Regions from separate parts of the Homo sapiens genome. Here region 2 is linked to region 1. Evidence: read pairs that join two places in POLR2A ChIA-PET (ENCODE). Cell type or tissue: PC-9. All regions are shown on one strand. Links, peaks and the distances in the headings refer to the core of each region. The heading gives the core; the rest is flanking DNA. Region 1 overlaps CMSS1 (cms1 ribosomal small subunit homolog). Region 2 has its middle 44 kb from the start of TBC1D23.

Evidence for each region. Peaks named below come from ENCODE experiments on the same cell type or tissue, not always from the same donor. Only the 100,000 strongest peaks of a DNase experiment are listed, where the experiment ranks them.
Region 2: POLR2A ChIA-PET joins it to region 1 with 5 read pairs; 2 of 35 experiments call an interaction of 5 or more read pairs at or near these places.

What each region holds. Positions count from the first base shown.
Region 1 is chr3:100,040,185-100,045,570 of GRCh38, forward strand. The region is part of intron 1 of CMSS1 (cms1 ribosomal small subunit homolog); the gene reads left to right. The region is part of intron 1 of FILIP1L (filamin A interacting protein 1 like); the gene reads right to left. LOC105374010 (a long non-coding RNA gene) reads left to right here. Exons shown (of 5, transcript NR_189163.1): 5 at 1-1,209. Among named protein-coding and RNA genes, the nearest start is that of FILIP1L, 72 kb to the right of the region's middle. In PC-9, for the core only: no CTCF peak of the experiment used is centred there; DNase peaks (open chromatin) are centred at 1,357, 2,177 and 2,667; H3K4me3 peaks cover 2,405 bases; H3K27ac peaks cover 3,762 bases.
Region 2 is chr3:100,214,066-100,219,451 of GRCh38, forward strand. No RefSeq gene overlaps it. Among named protein-coding and RNA genes, the nearest start is that of TBC1D23, 44 kb to the right of the region's middle. In PC-9, for the core only: no CTCF peak of the experiment used is centred there; no DNase peak of the experiment used is centred there.

The DNA of each region.
Region 1 (5,386 bases), core at 135-5,134:
ATCTCTGGAACAGGTAACCATCTCTTACCACTTACAACATAAGATTAAACAAAGAGTTCTCTCTTGTGGCTTATTTGCATATTTCATTTGCATAATTCTCATCTAACTCCCTCTTTTAAAAAAAGTATTAATTATTCAAATAAATACTATTTATCCAGGCCATAAACAGTATATTAAAGTTCTCTCCCCGAGAATCATTTGTATAGTTCCAGATAATAGCATTCCATTTTAATATAGATGAGTACACAGATGTGACCGTGGTTTTAGAAACAGTTTAGGTAGCATCAAGAAACATCTGCACATTTTCCCAGCAGCCTGAGTAACTAGTAGTGATTTGTACAGACTTCTCTGCATCTGCTTTTTCCCCCCTTCCTTTTTTCAGCACATCTAGATGATTAATAGACTGAACAGGCCCTTATATATGCATTCTGACAGCCTTTAGGACGGTCTTGGTTGACAATACACACATAAGCCAGTGTTGTTATCATGAAACACTTCATTTGAATGACTATTACAGGCTGAACAGGATGTCCTATGCCAAGAGGTTGTGACATTTTGAGAGGGTGGTGCTGGGAGCCATGTGGGACTCTTTTCCCATCACAGCCAAGTTGACATTTTCTCAGGTTGTAGGATCATTAGGGCTGCAAAGGGAGAAACTTTGTCAGTGGCTGGGTAGATGTCCCTTGAGCCTGGATTATGCATTTGAAAAAATGGTTTCTTTGCCTTAGGGAAGAGAGTCTCATTTTAAAAAGAAAAAGGTTTTTATAACGAGTTCATGTATTCCACTATGAATTTTGCTGAAAAATCTGTCCTGAAGTATGTCTTTGCTGCCAAATCCCACGCTTTACAGTTAACCAAAGTTGACTCTGTATGACCTGTTACATTTTCCTTAGACAGTTGGATGTGATCACAGAAGGGTGACTGCCAAAGTTTTATTTCAGCTCAGATATAGCTAAATGCAAGAAATCACTTCCTGACACCTTTCTTCTGCCTGCCCCACCCTAAATCACCATTTTTCAAACAAGCTATGGAATCTACAAAATGGCCTACCTGTGTTCCAAGTTAATTTTGAGAATGGCTTTTTATGGCTGGTTTGTAATCTCTTTAGAAAAGCAAAATTATGATGGAAACTCTATGACATCCTAAGCTGTAAGCACTTGAAGATGAATGTAACTTCAGGTCTGTGAAGCTAAATATTTACCTTCCACATGATTTACTGCGTCTTTGTTCCTTTCCACACTGAGCTTTTTCTTTATGTGCATCCCTTCATCTCCAAGCTACTTTTTAGTAGCCCTGTTATATCAGTGTTTTGTGATGTTACAAAAAAGCAAAGAATGTGAGGTCAAATTTTCCATTACACACTTCAACAGGAATGCCAGGGAACTTAGCCAAACTAAGGCTACAAAAAAAATAAAAATAAAAATTACAGGAAAGATGATTCATTAATCAACAATTGCCTTACCAAGAAAATAGAATTACTTGTATGTATTTGGTTTGGGGAAGGGGGATAAGTGCAGATATCCTGGCTATGAGTGAAATGGAGGTATTTTATGTCTATGTAGCATGGTTTTAGACCTACCAGAGATCTTTTAAACAGTAAAATTCAGGAGAAAGGATAACTCATGTTGTGCCTTGATTTATCTCACCTTTTTCTTCTTTCAACATGAAAGTATATCACATGCTGACCCCAACTACAATTTGATTTAAAAAAATAATGACAGCTGAAAACTAGGATAGAAAGGCACAGGCTGCACCTCAGGAACAGTGAGAACAGGGACCATTGCCATTCCTTCCTCTTTCTTCAGCTATATGATCTGAGTCCCTTTTTATTTCATATATGCCCCCTTCTGCTCCCCTTTCTCTTTATTTTGCCATAAGCTCTGGATCGTAATCCATCCCTAAAACATTGTCATATTAATAGAAATTCTGGAATTTGACCTTTAAATGTAGTCATTATTACATATTAAAGGATCTACAAAGGGCAAAAATTGTGGCAGTAGATGAAAACAATAGCCACTGAAATTTTTTAAAGCCCACAAGCTTGTAAGATTCCTCTTAAACAAACAGAATGATCCAGTCACAGAGCTTAGTGCTGTAAATGTCAATATAAACTTGATTTTTTTTTGTATTCTAATAAGAAGACCAGCCAGTAACAAAAAAACATTGGCTCTGTGACCAGCCAATACCAGATACAGTGAAATCTGTTATCTGATGTTTCGTCAGCTAGCCTGTGAGCACCATCATGTAATAAAATTCTCTAAACTGTGATTCACGGTGCTACAAGATCTTTGTGCACCTTTTGACTAATCAGAGACAAATCATATCAGGCTCTTGTATTATTTTATTACCAAGTGTATTTTATTTTAATTCTTTGGAAATTGGTAATCCATGTATGGTTCAGACATTGTTAACCAGAGTACATAATTAGAACAATTCCAACCATGCCAGATGATACTGTATTTACTGAAGAATTTTATTGCCTTTTATGGAGAACATGAGGGAGGAATAGAGAACAGGTTTTTTTTCTTTTCTTTTGCCACATAGCTGATAACCCAGTTGCTATAACCATTTCTTCCACACAAAGGGACAACAACATGAGAAATACACGTTTTAAAGTTCCTAACAATCGAGTACTTCTTACGGGAAGCTGGGACAGTTCAAGAAAAAAATGGATTGAAGGAGAGGAATAGAGCCAAAGTTCCCAGACCTTGACAACTAGGGCAAATGTAACAAGTCCACATTCATCATGGAAAAATGTAAAGTCCTACATGTTTGTGGAAGAAAATGACTGCATTCGCAGAACAAGAGGGATAAAGGGCTAACATAGCCTGTGCTGGTCACAGCCTTCTTTGCTCATCTCTCTTTACCTCAATGTGAAGATCAGTGACAGACCCCCTGAGCAGGGAATGTTTTTTGAATTATAATGATGGAGACAAGTATCCTGTGTCTCAAATTGACAAGAAGTACTCCCCAGTCCTCAAAGCTCAGAGAGGCTTTCTTCAGGCATATCCAGTATTTCATTCTTTACTGTGTTGTGCCTTATCTGCTCTCTGTACATACAAGTAAGGAAAAGAGAAAATATATGCAGAAAATCATGTCCAGTAAGTTTTATTCCCCTTTGAAAGATTATATTTTGTCTTTTGAAAGTCTCTCTGTCTCTGTTCTTTTCAGCTATATTAAATATTTGTTTCCTTCGTTCTTGAATCTCATTTTCTTGAGGCTTATAGCAGCTCAGCAGTCTCTAAGGTCTCTTTTCCCTCATCCATACTCTCACTTCTCTATTTTTGACTACTTTTGCAGGCCAGTAGGTATTTATTATGTCTCATTTGCTGTGGGAGACAGGCTCCACCCCATCCTACCATACTCCCAGACTTTATTCCTTTTAACCATCTAACTAGCCATCCATTTGAGTCAGTTAGGACATGGAGACTTGAGAAATTTACATCCCTGGAAGGTGATTATGATATGTTGAATTTATTTTTTAAAACTTTTTTTACAAAATGACAAAAAATTGTGTATATTTAGGGGATACAATGTGATATTTTAATCTCTGTATACATTATAGAAAGAATCAATCAAGCTAGTTAACATATCCATCACCTCACCAACTTATTTTATTGTGACAAGAACATTAAAAATCTATCCTTTTAGCAATTTTGAAATATGCAGTATGTTATTTTGAATAACTGTAGTCATTATGCAGTGCAATAGAGATCAGCTTTTTAGATTCTACATAGAAATGAGATCATACATACTTGTCTTTCTGTGCCTAGCTTATTTCACTTAGCATGATGTCCTCCAGTTCCATCCACGTTGTTGGAAGGACAGAATTTCCTTCTGTTTGAAGGCTAGCTAGTAGTTCATTGGGTGTATATACCATATTTCTATGACAAACTCTGTCCTGCTTTGCAAGATTTTAAAAGGGAATGTGCTTTAGAACAAGACACATTGAGATTTGGGTTCAAATCCTGTGACCTTGAGCCAGTTACTTGCCTCGTTTATTCATTTAACAAATTTTGATTGAGCGTCTTCTATGTGCCAGGCATTGTGATGGGCACAAGCGATGCAGTTGTTTACAAGATTGACATGGTCTTTGCCCTAATGAAGTTTATATTCTAGTTAGGGAAACCAGTGAAAAATAAATATTTAAATAAGTATTTACATCATAGTATAAAGAAGTAACACAGGGGTAATCTGTCAAGGGGGGCAGTGAAAACTATTTTTGAAACAATAGGTAAGCTGAGGCTCAAAGAATGAGTAGGAGTTAGCCAAACAGAGTATACAAGAGCATCACAGGCTAAAGGACAGCTTGCTCCAAGAACCCAAGTCAGGAAGGAACTTGAGACAAAAGAGGAACTGAAAAAAGTCAAGCTAGACTAGAGCCCAGTGAAAGAGAGGGAAGTAGAAAGATACAGAGGTAGTGAAGCCAGATTATACAGGGCCTTATAGGCACTGGCAAGAATCTTGGTCTTTTCTAAGAGCAATGAGTAACCATTGAAAGATTTTTTTAATGAGGTAAAAACTTGATTTGTATTTAAATCACTCTGATTATTGTACCTCATCACACAGTAGATGAGAGAAGGAAACCAATGTGAAAAAGGCTGGTGCCATTTTTCAGGTGAGAGATGATGGTGGCAGTCAATGGAGTGGTTAATGGCTCCAAAACAGATTTAGGAGGTAGAGCTGACAGGACTAGTGGCTCTCTGCTTTGGTGACATTGCAGAATAGTAGTGTCTCTGATGACTTCCATTTTTCTGATATGAGGTGCTGTTTCCTGAAGTTAAGAACATTTAGAGGAGAGTCTAGCCTGGGCGTAGAGAGGACTAGATCCTAAGCTCAGTTTGGAACATGTTTGATCTGAGATGCTTGTGATATATCCAAGGGGAGATGGTATGCAGGTAATTGTAAAAACAGATCTGGCGCTCACAAGAGATGTAGGCTAGAAATATAAATTGGATAACAGTTTATAGATTATATTTAAAGCTGCGAATATGACCTCTCGAAGCCTTAGTTGTTGCATCTATAACTTGGAAGTAATGATCTAGCTGTGCAAAGAGGTTGAAAGGGATGCGTACAGCACATAGCACAGTATCTAGCTCATAGTAAGCACTCAATATATGGTAATTGCCATTATTACTATGTCTAGGAAAATCTCACAGCCTTATTCTCTGAGTTAGCACTAATTGACAAAGAGGAGAGTGGAAAAGAGTGAATAAAGGAATGAACATAAATCTGTGAAAATATGTGTATAAAATCGAGATAAAACCATTAGCTTTCATTGTGCTGCTGTGTTAGAATTTTTTTTTTGTAATTTTTAATTCCCAGGCATCCCTCCTCTCGCAAACACCTCCTATAATTCTCCCCCTGAAAAATCAGGGGACTTCAT
Region 2 (5,386 bases), core at 173-5,172, 170 kb after region 1:
TTAGTCATCTGAGTAATTGTTTCTGGAGCTTAGGTAATCTATCCAGAGCAGAGCACTAGGAAGGGACAAGGCTCACACATAACCTAGGCCCACTGACTTACGATCCTGGGCTCATGGCCTCTTAGTCCACACTCCTCAGTTACGGTGCTGGTTAGGAAAGGCACGAGCACATTTGTTACATCTTAGCCTTGCTTGTCAGCTTAGGGGATGCTGGATTAGTCAGAGTTCTACAGAGAAGCAGAATCACTAAAGTGTGTACAGGTGTATGGACAGGATAGACAGAAAGATGATAGATGGATAGATAGATTAGATAGATAGATAGATAGATAGATAGATAGATAGATAGATAGATAGATAGATAGATAGATTTTAAGATATTGTGGAGGCTGGCAAGTCCAAAATCTGACAGGAGAGGCCTCTCAGGAAAGAGGTGCAGTTCAAATCCAAGGCAGTCTCCTGGACAAGCAGGAATTGCCGATGTAGATGAAGTCTACAGGCAGTATGCTGGGGAGTTCCCTCTTGCTCTGAGGTCAGCCTTTTGTTCTATTTAGGCTTTCAGGGGATTGGATGAGGCCCACCCACATTATGGAGGGCCATCTGCTGTACCCGAAGTCCACCGATTTAAGTGCAAATCTTATCCAAAAATACCCTCACAGAAACAACCAGAATAATGTTTGACCAAGTATCGGGACGCCCCATGGCCCAGCCAAGTTGACATATAAAATTAACCATTAACCATCACAGCTGCCAAGAAGGCATCTGCATCCATGAAGTGGTCCAACATTTTCCCAACAAAGCATTTGTCATTTAACTTTATGCTAGAGTCAGCTTAATGAATAGGACCTATACAAAAACGTGTCATATCCATGAGAAGCTAAACTCTTCAAGAAAAATGCATGGCCAGAATTTATGACAGAATGGAAATTGTTCCACTCCTTTTTTCTCCTTCTCCACAAGTCAGTGCATCCAAAGCAGTTTATCTTTGCAGGACTCTCACTCTGCTGTACAATCTGGGAGCCATCCTCCTTAACCTTGATAGAGGAAAAGCATTGTCATTCACAATTCACTCCCTACCCACAATGGGAAGCTTAACTTCTCTGGTTTTCTTTCTCACCTATTCTTTCTCTTCTCTTCCCCTCTCCCATCATCTCGCTTGTCTCCTTCCTCCACATTTTTTTTTTTTTTGAGACAGAGTCTCACTGTGTCACCCAGGTTGGAGTGCAGTGGTGTGATCATAGCTCACTGCAGCTTTGACCTCCCAGGCTCAAACAATCCTCCCACCTCAGCCTCCTGAGTAGCTGGGACTACAGGCATCCACCACCATACCCAGCGAAATTTTTTTTTTTTTTTAGTAGAGATGGGGTGTCTCTATGTTGCTTAGGCTGGTCTCGAACTCCTGGGCTCAAGTGATCCTTCTGCCTCAACTTCCCCAAGTGTTAGAATTACAGGTGTGAGCCACTGCACCAGGTCCTTCCTCCACTTTTCTAATTCTTCATCCTTGTGCTTTTGTGAACTGGTTGGTGAAAATTTGGAAAAATCAAAAAAGTAAGTGCTATTCTACTCTGTCTCCAACTCCTGGCAACAATGCTGGAGATGGAGGAGATATAAAGTGAGTGTGAGATTGAGAGAGAACAACGAGAATGAGAGATTCTGAATGTGTAAGTGTGTGTGTGTCAGCGTGTAACTGGTTAGAAACTCAATGGGGTTTTGAGGTGCTTTTATTTTGGTGTATATTTTAAGTGCAAGGGCAAATGCAGTAAGGTATAAAATGGGGCAGGTTGAAATTACAGGTGAAAGCGTAGACTTGACCTTTACTTGAAATTTACTTATTAAATCCCTACCTTGTGTGACAAGTTCACAATGTTGAGGATACCAAAATGAGCCACCTGGGCCCCTGTTTGGAAGGCACTCATCATCTCACACCAACCTTTGTGTCCTTTTTAATCCACTTGCACTCAGCCCACACAGTTGCGCATGATTCCATACCCTCCTTAAGCAGGTTTCTCTCAGTTTCCTGTATGTCAGTCTGCTCCTGCTCCCAAAGACAGAAAAGGGAATGCTCTCACAAGACAGCAGCAGTCTTCCAACTCCCTCCGTATTATCCCAGAGCACCTAAGTCCATGCAGAGGTGTTCAAGTTGATAGAAACCTACTGACTTGGACAAAACAATATCTTTCCCAGCCTGCAATAAGCCCTCCTTGATGAAGGCTGGTTTTTCATCTGGTTTCTTTCATGGTACAGGCTTTATTAACCAAATTTTAATAAGAGAAAACCAGCTTCGGGCAGCTGCTGGTGGTTTTCCTTTGCAATGTGTCCAACAGAATTGCACAGTGCCACAGCCTATGGTTGTCAACATTGTTGTCTCTGGATGTTCATAAGTGATAGGACTGCACAGCAGATTTCTGCTGGCTTTTCCACTGGGTGAGAGAAAGGGAAGCCCATGTCTGAGAAGGGGGTTTCTTAGAGCCCGGGAGTCACTCAGGCACTCAGCCCAGGGTCACCCTCATTAGGACGGTCTCATGATTCCATTGCTAAATCTGCTTTGGTTTGGCAAATAGAAATGTGGCCCTTTGAAGTATTTATCACTACTAAGCAGGTCCTAAAAACTTCATTCTCCTTTACCTGGTGACAGTGTCGATATTTCATTGGCACTTCTTAGTTAAATGCATTTTAGGGAGTGCTATGGCCCCTTTAATAAAATCTGCATGCCTGCCCCCCCTTTAAATGGCTCTCTGGTAAAATGATAGAAGAGAAGGAGATGAAATTATGAGATTTGGATTGCAGTGACTCAGAGAGTAGCAAGAGCAGCTCATTTAGAAGGGGAAAAAAACTTAACTGCAAAGGGTCAGGCTTGTACAATACCCCCATTCTAATCCTGCGGTGGCTGTGAAGTGATTCAGAGCTACTCTGACAAATGTAGGAACTTTCAAAGTCTGGGGAGTGAAATATTGTCTAATAATGAATCTTCCTTTTTTGATTAGTGTGGAACCTGTATGCTGCTTCCAGAGGCAGGACTCAGTTTTCTTATTCATTTTCACCACAGTTGGAATGGAAAAATTGAAATCATTGCTCTAATGGCAAGAAACATCTTATGGTGCTCAGAGCCAGCAGTCAGTACAGACAGGCACAGATGCGGGCGCCTTTTGCTCCTTTTTTGTATGAAAAGAGCTTCACTCCACTGAAATAGATGATTTTCTAGTGGAGGCTAACATTGTAATGACAACATACTCTGATGGGTTTTCTTTTTTTTTCTTTATAAGGATTTCTCAGTTTTATGTCTGTAATTGACATCTATGGACCAGCCATAACAATGTATTCCTCAGTCTAAGGTGAGGGACTTTTGAGAGGTCCAGGAGATTCCAATTGGTTTGTGGAAACTCGAGCTGCAGAACTCCAAGAAGTAGGAGGAGGGTGGGAGAGACAAGCAGGGCCTTTATCTAGGGAAGGTCAGCAAAACTTTTGAATTTCTGTATTTCTCCTAAACGTGAAAAATGAGGAAAGAAAATTGAAGGGGAGAAGGGAAACATGAAATAAAAAGAATTAATGAGGATTGAGCCCCTTATGTGCCAGCCCAATAAGAGGTGCTTTACCCACATTACTGCATTTAATCCTCACAACGGAGTGAGGCAAATCTGTTGCCTCTCCAGGAGTCAGTTTCCTCACCTTCCATCCCTCCTGTCCCAGCCCATGTCACATGATAACAGTTAAATGCTAGAGACCCACTTTGCCTTCATGTTAACAAATGACCAAGGGACCCAGTTCTGACTATGGGACATAACGCTAAGTCTGTTGGGGGGATTTGGAAAACAGTTTTCCTTCAAGACGAAAAAAAAAAAAGCAAGCACACATGAGAAGAGCTCTCTTGTCACCTGAGCTGCTCCCGGCTTCCTACATAGCAATGCAATTGTCTGAGGACCCAGTACTTGGAGCTGCAGCAGCCATCTTGCAAGTAAGAGACCAAACGTTTTCATGTGAGGACGGTGGAATGGAGGATGAAAAAAGCTTCATTCATTCTTCATGACATTATTGAGACCACTGATTCAGCCCTAGAACCACCTACTTCTGGATGTCTTTTTTGTGTGAGATAATAAAGCTCATTATTTCAGTCACTTTTAGCCAGATATTCTACCTGCTTGCAGTCAAAAGCATTCTAATAGACACAATATGACTATTTCCACTTTACTAAATTTGTTTCATCCAACGAACCAAGAAAATTAATTCACTGACCACTACAGTAGAAGCAAAAGATAGTTGCTTTATAATCTCTCTGAAATAATATCTGTACAGTCCTTTAGTTTTTAGCTTACTACATTTCCTCCTCACTGTCCTTCATGTATAGATAACATATGATGGTCATGAAATGACCATGTACCACAGATGGTAACCTTATTTCCTATTATTTCTTGTGGCATAGGTGCTAAAAGCTTAATCCCAATCATCAACCACTGGCCTTAGAATTTGGCCAACACCCTTCTCCATCGAGAAGTTAGAGACAGATAGAAGTTTAGACACTAGTATTGTGAGGCCAATCTAACCTATGAACCTTTGATTATGAACTCCTACCATGATGATGATGATATCAGGTTCACAGTTTGGGACAATTCTGCAGAACAAGAAGGATGTTGCTCAAAATGGTTCTTAGCAAAATCATCAGTCACATTTAAGCTTTTAGTCACAGACACAACATATTACACACCATATGACATTTTCAAAAAGACGAAAGAAGAAGATTAGTGGTTGCCAGAGGATCAAGGAAGGAGGAGGATGTGACAATAAAGAGAGATGACATGCAGGAGTTTTTTGGGAGTGATAGAACTGTTCTGTATCCTGATTGCGGCAGCAGTTACGTGAATCTATGCATGTTTATTCCTTGAACTGTATACCAAAAAGAAGTCAATTTTACTGTAAGATTTTTCAAAATAAAAGTAAATTCATTCCATAAAACCTGACTCCTAGCCATTTGTTAATTAGTCCAAATTGATTTATTTTTTCCTTCAATTGTTAGCAAGAAAGAAGGGAATACTATAGTTAGTTACTGCTAGGCTTAAGAATACAGTAGACAGGTCAGGGAAGGAAAATATCTAGGTTTGATTGATGCAATTGACAAGTGTTTGGATTCACCAAGAGGCATGGAAGAGAACAGGGTTTCATGAAACAAAACTATAACTTTTAAATTGCTGGGGCCTCTTCCGATAACTTTTTGGGCTGGGAATTAAAGCCATTTCCTAGTTATAAAAGCTCAGGTTTGTGATCATCTCAACTGAAGCAGAAAAAGCATTTGACAAAATTGAACCTCTTTCATGATTAAAAACAACAACAACACAACAAATTAGAAAAAGAGGAAAACTATCTCCACACAATAAAGACCATATATTAAAAACCCACA